2 separate regions of the Homo sapiens genome follow, and region 1 is linked to region 2. The links are chromatin loops, found by intact Hi-C in ENCODE. Cell type or tissue: gastrocnemius medialis. All regions are shown on one strand. Each heading gives the region's core, and the rest is flanking DNA. Links, peaks and the distances in the headings are about the cores only.

The links. Hi-C counts contacts between places; a loop is a spot of excess contacts. Peaks named below come from ENCODE experiments on the same cell type or tissue, not always from the same donor. Only the 100,000 strongest peaks of a DNase experiment are listed, where the experiment ranks them.
Region 1: a loop joins it to region 2, with 5 times the contacts of the local background. A loop is called at or near these places in 3 of 110 quality-filtered maps.

What each region holds. Positions count from the first base shown.
Region 1 is chr11:125,226,183-125,231,555 of GRCh38, reverse strand. All of the region lies in intron 1 of PKNOX2 (PBX/knotted 1 homeobox 2), which reads right to left. Among named protein-coding and RNA genes, the nearest start is that of PKNOX2-AS1, 38 kb to the left of the region's middle. RefSeq lists an enhancer at 1,926-2,920. In gastrocnemius medialis, for the core only: no CTCF peak of the experiment used is centred there; DNase peaks (open chromatin) are centred at 1,195 and 2,305; H3K27ac peaks cover 1,364 bases.
Region 2 is chr11:125,297,145-125,302,517 of GRCh38, reverse strand. The region is part of intron 2 of PKNOX2 (PBX/knotted 1 homeobox 2); the gene reads right to left. Among named protein-coding and RNA genes, the nearest start is that of PKNOX2-AS1, 33 kb to the right of the region's middle. In gastrocnemius medialis, for the core only: no CTCF peak of the experiment used is centred there; DNase peaks (open chromatin) are centred at 1,487, 2,490 and 3,107; H3K27ac peaks cover 3,633 bases.

The sequences.
Region 1 (5,373 bases), core at 50-5,049, 71 kb after region 2:
AGCTGTCTGTGATCCTCACAGGCAAATAATCATGGCAAAGGCTTTCAGCCATGCAATAATGCAACCAGAATTTGAACTCAGGCTTGTCTTATTCATCGTGAAAATAAAATGGAATCATAAATGAGATTGGCGATTCACATTTGTAGATATGAGGGAATTTATGAAATGGTAAATGAGGAGGGAGTTGAATGGTCATGCTTATTTGGAAAAGAGGCGGGGAGAGGGATAGAAGAAAGCTTCCCATAGGAGGTAGCGTGATAGAACTTGTCTCTGCATCCTCAAGGATAGCTGTGCAGGCATCTATGAAACATATCCAGGTAAAGAGGAAGATTAGCTGGGGGTTTAGCAAAGCCATAGGTCTGACACAGAGAGCACCAGACCGGGGGGTCAGCCAGACATGGATTCATGCCCTGACTCTGTTATTAACTTACTGTTTGATCTTGGACAAGGAACTTTAATCGCTGTATGCCTCAGTTTCCTCATCTGCAAAGTAGTAGAGTTAAACTACCAGATCTTTAAAATAAAACTCCATCTGACAATCTCTGAGATTGCCCAAACCAATCCTCCAGAGAGGGCACTAAGTCTCTTGCTAGCATGGTGTATCATTGAGGTTAAGAGTAAAGATGCTGGAGTCAAACAGTTTCAGGTTTAAGCCAGGGCCCATCATTTACCTAACCTTAGCTTCTATGAACCTCAATTTTCTCATCTTTAAAAGTGTGCTAACAGTAGCACCTTTAAATAAGATGGTGCATGTACCATCTCATTTGTGCAATGCCTAGGACATATTAATAACTTAATTAAAAAATGGCTGCAACTGAATAGGAAAAAGAGAGGCAAATCCAGAAGACTGAGGACTTCTACATTCATCCTACTGCCCATGACAAGTTTTCCTATTCTTGCCCAAGCCAGACTTTGGGGATGAGGACCAAATTGTGACAACTCCTTCTTGAACACTAAGAGTCTCTCTGGATGCTCCTGTCCTCTGCAAAGCCCTCTGTAGGCCTATAAGCCAACCTTCCAGAAGAGAAACAAAACTTTGGTGGAAAAATCTGATTGAGATGGGCCATTCCAGGAGCAAACACCTGATGGACCACTCGTCCCTCCAACAGCGTATCTGCAGCTCCCACCATATCTCACTGAGTCCCTGCTCTGTTCCACCCGTGCACCCTCATCACCTGACAATGTTTTGCAGTTGCTTACACTTGTTCCATGAGGTTGTCAGTCAGGCACTGTGGCCCCTGACCAGCAGGCTCTAAATGACACAATAGTTATGTAATTAAATAGATATAATTACCTAGTGCTAACTTGTTGCCTCTGAGACTCTTATGCATCCAGCACTGAGGGTACTGCACGGCCTTCCTCAAAGCCCACTGGGCCTGGATGCTAATTCCACACTAGTCCTCAGCCCCCTGTGCCACAGGCAGTGCTGGGCACCCAGTTGCAAAGGACCTGGAAAGGCTTCCTCTGTGACACCCCTCAGGCCCTGCCCAGGCCAAGCCTCGACTCTTGGGCCTGGACCTGTCAGTATAGGTATGAATATGAAGTTATCTTAGGAATGCTGGCAGTGGTGGGTTAACCTTAATATTTATCCCATATGGGAGGAAGAAGTGGACATACTTATGACCTTTCTACACCAGGCAGAAGCAAGCAATTTACCCTCCAAGCCTGGGATGGGAAGACTCACATACACTGGGTGGTGTGGGCTCACAGAGTGGCTTGGTCTCAGCAGAGGTAAACCCTCGAGCATGAGGGTGGGCCTGCTCACAAGCAAGCCCCCCCTGGCCCCATGGACATCCTCTGTAGTGCTAAAACACCAAGACCCAAGACTTACTAATTCTCCCTCAGAAGCATCACTGCTCTTCTACCCATCCCATTGTCATTAACCCAACTCTCCTTGTCTCCAGCCTCACACTGTTTTTGCGCATCCACCCTACCAACCCTGCCCTGGGAATCTTCCTAAAACACAATTTTCATCTGTCCATGTCTCCTTTAGTACCCTTCCACGACTCCTTATTGACTGGCAGAGGTTGCCAACTACCAGCCCCAAGGTTGACTCTTGCCTGTCCAGTGTTTTTATATCTGCCAACATCTAAACCTTGCAAAATTTCACATTTAGAAATCTGGATTCCTAACTTTTCTCCAGAAATTGTATGACCTAAACATGCCAATTCTGCATTTCCACATGTCGATCATTGGATGAGGTAGAGTATCAGCCGCCTCCTTTTAACTGGGCACATGTCCTCCTGTTTGCCCCATAGAGAGAAGGCAGGTGTTGCCCCAGAAGTCTCCCCCGTCACGGGGCCAGACACCTAGAGGCTGACTCATGCTGCCTGCTGAGCAGTATCGGGTTCAAGGTGATAGTGTGGGGGTGGTGGGGGTGTCGCATTATGTTCTCAGCTGTGCCGTACTCAGCTGCATGCTGGAGGAGGAGGGCCAGGAAATGCCAACACCGCTCCCACATGGACCCACCAAGTGTCTCTCCCTCTCACCTGGGCAACTCCTCCACTCCTAGTCGGGAAAGAGCTGGGGAAAGGTCTTACTGCAGTTTCCCAGGAATGCCAGTGGCCAGAAGGCAGGTGCTGAAGGCTTCCCTTCATTGTGGACACTTTCCCCACCCCCAAATCTGTAGCGGTTGCACCCCCTCCTTTTATTTCCATCCCATTCCTCCTATCAAAGCCCTAACAGCACATATTTTGTTAATTGTACAAACCTAATGGGGGAATGCATTGGCAAAAAAGGGTAATGGCCATCAGACCAGCAATAAAACAAAATTAATGGCCCATAGGAAGAAATCATGTCCACTTAATCCTGGCTCCGAAACTCTAATAGAATAATGGAATACCAACCGAGGGTTTTTTCTCTCTATGCAGATTGCTTACACCATGTTAATCACTTGCAAAGCAGGCCACATACCACTCCGGCTCACATGACCCTCCAGGGAAAGTAGCAGACCAGAAACATTCAGTGCAAGGCTCATTACTGACATGGACCATACAGCAACACCTTCCCTCCCTCCCCCAGGTGACTCCGGGACAGCCAGTGTGGGGTGTCATTGAGAGCCATCAGGTGTGGTGGGCCAGAAAGCAAGACACCTAAGACCTAATAATAGCAAACATTTATTGAGTGCTTACTATGTGCCAGACACTGGGCTTGCTGAGCTCCTTCTATGGACTACATGACTGCCACCCGTTTTCATCCTCTATAGCTGCATGGTGCAATAAGGTAGCCAAGGGCCACGTGTGACTTTTAAAATTCGAATTCTAATTAATTAAAATGAAATGAAATGTAAAATTCAGTCCTCATTCTCACTCACCACATTTCAAGTGCTCAACAGCACATGTAGCTAGTGGCTGTCATACTGGACGGCTCAGATGGAGCACGTTTCTGTCATCGTGGAAGGTTGTGCAGGACTGAGTTGCTCTAGAATGTTAAGGCTATTGTATCTTTTTTGTTTAACTGATTTTTAAGCAAAGGAGGGGAGAGGAGCAGTACACTACCCAAGGTCATGCCATGCCACTGATACACGGCTGAGCTGGGTTCTAACCCTCATCTAACCCAGGCTTGCTCCAGCCAGGACCAGCAGTGGAGGCAGCAGGGGGCCTCCTGAGCCTTTCAAGGCTGGTAGAAAGTCTCTTCTGTTCTCTGTGGCTCCTCCGGGGCTCTCTGAGAAACTGCCTTTTGCAGCAGGTGCCACAGACCCAGTGAGGTCAGTAGTTGCTCAAACGGCGTTAATGAAGAAAATGAATATTGACTTAAGGGACAGCAGAAAATAATTAAGACACCTTAAAAACATGCCTCCACTTTTTACATACTATAAACCCAAAGGAAGCAAAAGTGGCGACTGAAGCAGATACTTGTACACTTGTGTTCATAGCAGCTTTATTCACAGCAGCCAAAAGTGGGAGCAACCCAGTATCCATCAACAGATGAGTGGACAGACACAATGTGGCATGCATACGTCTACATCCAATGGAATATGATTCAGCCTTAAGAAGGAAGGAAATTCTCACACATGCTACAACATGGATGAACCTCGAGGATACTATTCTAGGTGACATAAGCCAGTCACAAAAAGACAAATACTGTATGGTTCCACCTGTACAAGGTACTGAGAGTGTCAAACTCACAGAGATAGAAAGTAGACTAGTGGTTTCCAGAGGCTGAGGTGGAGGATGAGGGACTGGGGAGTTGTTGCTTACTGACTACGGAGTTTCAGTTTTGCAAGAGGAAAGGCGTTCTGTGGATGGATGGCAGTGATGGTTGCACAACAATGCGAATATACTTAATGTCATCAAACACCAAGGCAAATTACTGACATGCACCATCTAGCAACCCATTCCCTCCCTCCCCCAGGTGACTCCAGGACAGCCAGCGCAGGGTGTCATTGAGAGCTATCAGGGGTGCTTAAAAATGCTTAAGATGGCAAATTTTATGTGATATATGTTTTACCACAATTTAAAAATACGTATATATGCCACCACTAATATCTCCCAATTTCTATCAAGAATAATAAAAAAATAAAGAGCCTGAGATCTTTAGGAGTAGGGGAAGGAGCAGCTCATCAGTCCAAGGAGAGGATAAGGGAGCCAAGGCCTGACAGAGAGAGCAAGGAACCCAGAGCCTCCCAGCCCCAGCGGGGAGAAGTCAGAGGAGAGGCTGCCAGGGAGGAGGGACTGTGTTCCTGAGGATGGGACAGCTGGGCCAGCCTGCAACAGGGAAGGCAACTCCAGAAGGCTGACACTGGAAAAATGAGCAACGATTTAGGATTAAAAAAAAAAAGGAAAAAAAAAAACCTGGTGAGGGTAGGAGAGGGGGCCAATTAGGAGTGTAGGAGAGTATCTACGCTCCTAGTTGTACCATCTAGGTGTATATCCACAGCAATAAAACGATAAGCAGGAAATCTAAAAGAAGAGGGGAATAGGAGGAAGAGAAAGAGATGAGAGGATTTGGGCACCTAATGTGATGCAGCAGTCAGTAATGGTTTGGCGTGTTGGAAAGGGTGTAGACAGGACCTAGGAGACGGCCCTTGTCCTCATAGTGTTATGACTCTGTGCACATTGCCCTAACTCTCTGGGCCTCAACTTCCTCATCTATTCAACCCAGCGGCTGTACCAGAGCAAGAAGAACCTTAAGGTGGTAGCAGTCCACAAATCCCTGGAAATTTTACCCAGAATAGTATTTGTGTGTAAGTTTTTCCGGGGAGAGGTTTACAGATTTTACCAAGATTTCAAGGCTATCCACATCCCCTGAGAGGTTAAAAATCAGTGGAGAAGATACTCACTGGGTTCACATTCAGCCATAAAGTCCTAAAATTCCAAGAAATCTTGGACCAGACACCAATAAATCTTTGGAGGGGTCAAATAAATCCAGATG
Region 2 (5,373 bases), core at 183-5,182:
CTCTCTAGAAGCCTGTGAGTCCAGCAGCAGGTGAGCTGGGCCAGCCGGCTAAAGGCTGTGAGGGGTAGTGTGCAGCCCGAAGGTGGGAAATTGCACCCATCAGCATCAGAGGAGAGTGTGCATAGCAGATCGTGGACTAGACGTGGCCTCAGTCACTCACTTGATTGTCAGGGGCTGGTCAGATCATGGCTGGTCAGTGCATGGCTGGAGAGGAAGCTCCTGTCCTCTCCACCTCTCCAGGCCCAACTTCTAGGTCCAGGCTGAATGTGGCCTTTCAATTTACATCACCTGCTCTGTTCTCTTTGCCTGCGATGCTGCAGCTCCCATCCTCTGTGGGAGTCCACTCATCCTTCCAGGCCCCACCCAGATGTCCCCTTCTCTGTGAGGCCTCTCTGGACCTCCTCCAGGCAGCATAGCCCCTCCATGGACTCAGGATTCTCCAGGCAGCTGGCGAACTGCGTCTGAGATGCCATGGCCACTCTTAGCCCCAGTCAGACAAGCACTGGCCCTGAACTCCTTGCAGCGATGCTCTCGCTAACACACACTGGGATCTCCAGAGGGACCATGCCCCGAACTTTGCACACAGTAGGTGCCTAGTAAATGTTGGCCAAAATGACTGAGTCTGGGCAAATGTATAAGAGCACGCTTTCCCTGGCTTAAATTACATCTGCAAAATCAACACCCAGAAAGGGAGAATTAGAAAGATGGCTTTGCCTCTGGAAGGTTGTCCTAGAAAATCACTTCTGTCTCCTCTCCACTGGCCTGGCACCACCTGCCTTGTGCCCAAGCTGAGTCCACCAAACCCAAACTGTTCTTTTTTATTTTTTATTTTTAATGAAACAATAGATGATCTTTTGACATTTCCAGGGCTGTTTGGAAGAAGGAAAGATAATATGTAACAAATTCATATACTTGCGTGTGTTTCTTGGCTCTGGCAGCTAAAATTTCCATCTCTTTATGCAGGAGTCCTGGGGAGCTGAAATCCTTGATAATGCCAAACAATTCAACACTTTATTCTCTCTTTACTCTGTCTGCACCACGGAAAAATATCGATTTGATGCTGCCAGCTGTGGGAAGTGAAATCAGATACTACACTCTTTCTTGCAAGCAGAAGAAGTCTACCCTGCTTGGGAGGCCCTGTCTCTACCCAAGAGTCTTTGGGTAGAGTCCTATCCAAGGCAAAGGACAGCCTGGCTTTAGTTGCCCCCGGGGCATATGGGCTGGAGGATCTCGAACACCTGAGGTGTCCAGGGTGGGCCCAGATAGTTTCTGTCTGTCCTTCTGTCCCTACTGCCTGGAGTCCTTTCCTAGGCAGTCCCAGCAGTGGATTGGCAGCATCTGATCTGAGCTCCAAACAGCGCTCCCTGAACCAGAGCCAGCCCAGAGCCCTGGAAGTTAGCAGAGCCAGTGACACCTTCAAGCTCACATTCTCAACTTGTACAGCACATTTTGGCCTGGGGCTGAGATAAGCATCTATTATCAGCACTTTCATTTCCTGGAGGAGGGGACGAGGATAGAGCACAAGACTTGCCCAGGGCCACACACTGCAATCTCGCTAGAGCTTAAGACCTCCTCTCCTGACACCTAGGCCAGAAGTGTATTCATTTGTCCATCCATCCTCTGAGTCATCTAAAAAATATTAAATGCCTGCAACATGCCAAGTAGTGTGTTCTGGCTCCAAGTAGCTTTTCCTGAGTCTGGAAGCTTAGCTTTCAGGTTTCCCTATAGAGGAAAAAATGCAGGGCCCTGCCTGTTGGGATCTGGGGAGAGTTTATTGGGATAAACAGTACGTAGTTTCAGAAGCAGGTATTTTCAACTTTCCCTCCCTCCCCTCTCCTGCACCCGACTCTCTCTCTGTCTCTCTGTCTCTTTGTTTCTCTGTCTCTCTCTGTTTCTGTCTCTGTCTCTCTCTTTCTGTCTCTCTCTGTCTCTCTGTCTCTCTTTTTCTCTCTCTCTGTGCACGCACACACCTTTCCTCCTTTTCATGTAATGGTGATTAAGAGCCTGGGCTTGGGAACCAAAATGCCAGGGCTTAAATCTTGGTTCTGTTGCTTGCCAGCTGGAGAACTGTGGGAAGCTGCTTAACCTCTCTCTGCCTCAATGGCCTCATCTGTAAAATGGGGATACTAATATCCCTAGAGAGGATTAAATAGAGTAATACATGTAATGTGTTTAGCACAGTGCCAGGCACAGTATTCAAAAACTGCCAGCTGCTATTGCTATTATTAGTAGTAGTAGTGGTCATTGCCTGGTAGGGAGGGGTCAAAACAGAGATAAAGAGGGTAGAAAAAGAGAAGTCTGCAGCCTTAGGCTCGGCCACCTTTGCTCTTTCAAAAGCAGACTCTCCAAAGAAGCCACTCCAAAATCAGGATGGGAGCCCTCATTTCAGCTCCTTGGTCCCCTCTCCAACCGCTCACACGGCCCCGAAGGCCAGACAGGTGCAGGATGCTGGTTGACAGGCCGGTGACTCCACCCCTGGACAACCAACCAGGGCTAACCATGTGCCAACCATTTGTGGAGAAGGAGAGTCATCCTCCCACAGGCCTAAGGCTCACCTTCTATCAAGCACAGCCCTGTCGTGAGGGGCAGCAGACAGGGTGTCTCAGAAACAGACGGTGAGATGGGGAAGAGACCAGGCTGCTTTTGGTTTGTTCCACAGCTTTTGGGAAGCCCCACGGTCGCTTCTGGCTCAGAACCGAGGCTCAGGAAAGCAGAGCAGCCCGGTGGGGGGATGCGAGGGGATCCAGCCATATCCCCAACGCTCACCCTCTCCAAATCGGGTAAGAAGGAGGACCCCAGGAAAACGACTTCAGGCATCTACCAGCACAGTTTGTGAAACACTTCCACATCCTTTAATTTTTCCCAACAATCTTTGAGACCAACATGGCAGATATAATTAACCCCATTTAACCAACAAGTATGTTGAGGCTCAGAGATGCTAATGGATTGTCTAAGGTCAGGAGTAGTGGCACTGCCAGTGCCCAAACCCACCTCTCCTGATGCCCAGCAGAGCACAGCTTCCTCTGTCACCCCGCCCTTCCCTGGCCTCAGTCAGCTCTCCATTTCTCCACCGAGACAGCTGAGAGGCTCATGTAGCTGGCTCCTCGTCTTGTGCCCAGGGAGGGGAAGCAGGCAACCAGAGTTACGCACTCAGACTACAGCTGGGTTTAGAGTGTGACCTAGTTTGGATGTTTGTCCCCTCCAAATCTCATGCTGAAATGTGACCCCAGTGTCGGAGGTGGGGCTGGGCGGGAGGTGTTCAGATCGTGGAGGTGGGTTCCTCATGAACGGCTTGGTGCTCTCCCCATGGGAATGAGTGAGTTTCTTGCTCTGGTAGTTCACTCAAGAGCTGCTTGTGTAAAAGTGTGTGGCACCTCCCTGATCTCTCTTGCTCCTGCTCTTGCCAGGTGACATGCCTGCTCCCCCTTTGCCTTCCACCAAGAGTAAAAGCTCCCAGAGGCCTCCCCAAACCCGAGAAGATGCTGGCACCATGCTTGTACAGCCTGCAGAACTGTGAGCCAAATACACCTCTTTCTTTATAAATTACCCAGCCTTAGGTACTTCTCGATGGCAATGCAAGAATAGCCTAACACAGGGCTTGATCTGGAGAAAGGTGACAGGTGTCTCTTGGCCTCCTGACATGATAACCAATGGTCAGGTAAGAACAAGAAAGAGGCGAAGAAGGCCTGCCCTACAAGTGTGCCACAGGAGTTGCGGAGACCCCGGGAATACGTCAAGGTCACGAGCCAAAGTCTGAGGCCACTGTTTGGCTTCTTCTGACAGCCTTGCACTGTAGGCTTCATTCATTCATTCATCCATCCATCCATCAATTCATTCATTCATTCATCCCAAGTATTTGTCTGGTCCCTGGTACTGTGCTAAGGGCTGGCCTTTCAGCGGCTCAGAACTGGGGGCCTGGAGGCCTGTCTATGCACAGCTCAGGCTAAATAAATGCTCCTGGGGAGCTGAGGGAACACAGAGGGAGGCTGAGTTTCTACTTCACCCACCCCAGAGTCAGGGCTGTTGCTTTGGAGCTCAGTCCAGTTTTAGAAAGCCCTCCACTCTGGTGGCCAGGCCGAGGGGTGAGCCAGCCCAGGTGTTCAGGGAGGGAGCAGGTAAGCCTCCTGCAAACCTGTGACAAACGCGCCGCTTCCAGGGTATCCTGTGTGGGCCTCTATCCCTGGTGACGCATACACAAGGTGGTCCACAAAGTTGTCACTCAGTGGGATGCCTGAATTTTCCAGGTCTCCCAGTGCCCAGCTTTAAGAGCATCCTATGCAAGGCCCTTCATCTACCCCTGTCTGAACCTCCACAGCCCCAGGGGTAACCAACAGCCTCTGCCTGTTTCCTTAACGCCACCTTCTGAGGGACCCAGAGCTCTCACTCCAGCTTATTCAGCCTGGCCTACTCAACCGACTGCTTGCCCAGTGCCCTCACTGTGCCTGGGTCCTCCCAAGCTCTGAAAGTCCTCTTTTCCTCTCTGGCACAGGCTCAGTTTGGGCCATCAGTTGTATATTCATTGTTCATTATATGACAGGTCCCAGGATGTCACCCACCAGCAAGAACAAAGGTGATTAAGACTGTCCTCAGAAGGGTTATGGTTTGCAGGGAGTTATGGAAATGTGACAATGAGCTAATCTATGGGAAGGGTGATATGGGGCTCAAAGATGGGCACCAGGCTCATCCTGGCGAGGAGATGACGCTGAGCTGAGCCTCAAGGAATAAAAATAGTGTGCGGGGAGAGAGACTGTGTTCCAGACAGAGGAAACAGCATTTTCAAGGGCAGGAAATAGCATAATGCATGCAGGATGTAATGAGAAGTCTGTGTTTATGACGAAGGGCTGGCCATAGATGAGGCTGGTGAGGAAGGTGGAGGACCCATACACCAGGTACGAGAGCTTAGTCTTCATCCTTCCAGGAACAGCCAATTTCCTTAAGTGCACAACACTCATTTGCAAAGAGTCATCGCAAATGTCACCTCCTCCAGGAAGCCTTCTCTGACTTCTCCAGAATGAAGCACTTTCCTACTCATGCTGTCAGACTAATGAGTTCCTACTTCTAGTATACCGCACATGGCTCTAAGCTTTTGTTTAAACTGCTGTTGCCACCACTAGACTGGAGATCAAGAATTATTTTCTATTCAATTGTAGATCCCCAGAAATTAGCAGAAGGCCTGGCATACTCAGGTGGTGAATAAATATTTTATGGATCAGTGAATGAGAACAAATTGAGGTCAAATGATCTACTCACTCCCTGCTATCTGCCTCCATTCTGAACTCTCAGTTTAAATATGTAAATATTGATCTATGTCTCTATTTATTAGTTTTCTCATCTGTATAATGGGAAGAATAATACTCTATGGATCGTTGTGAA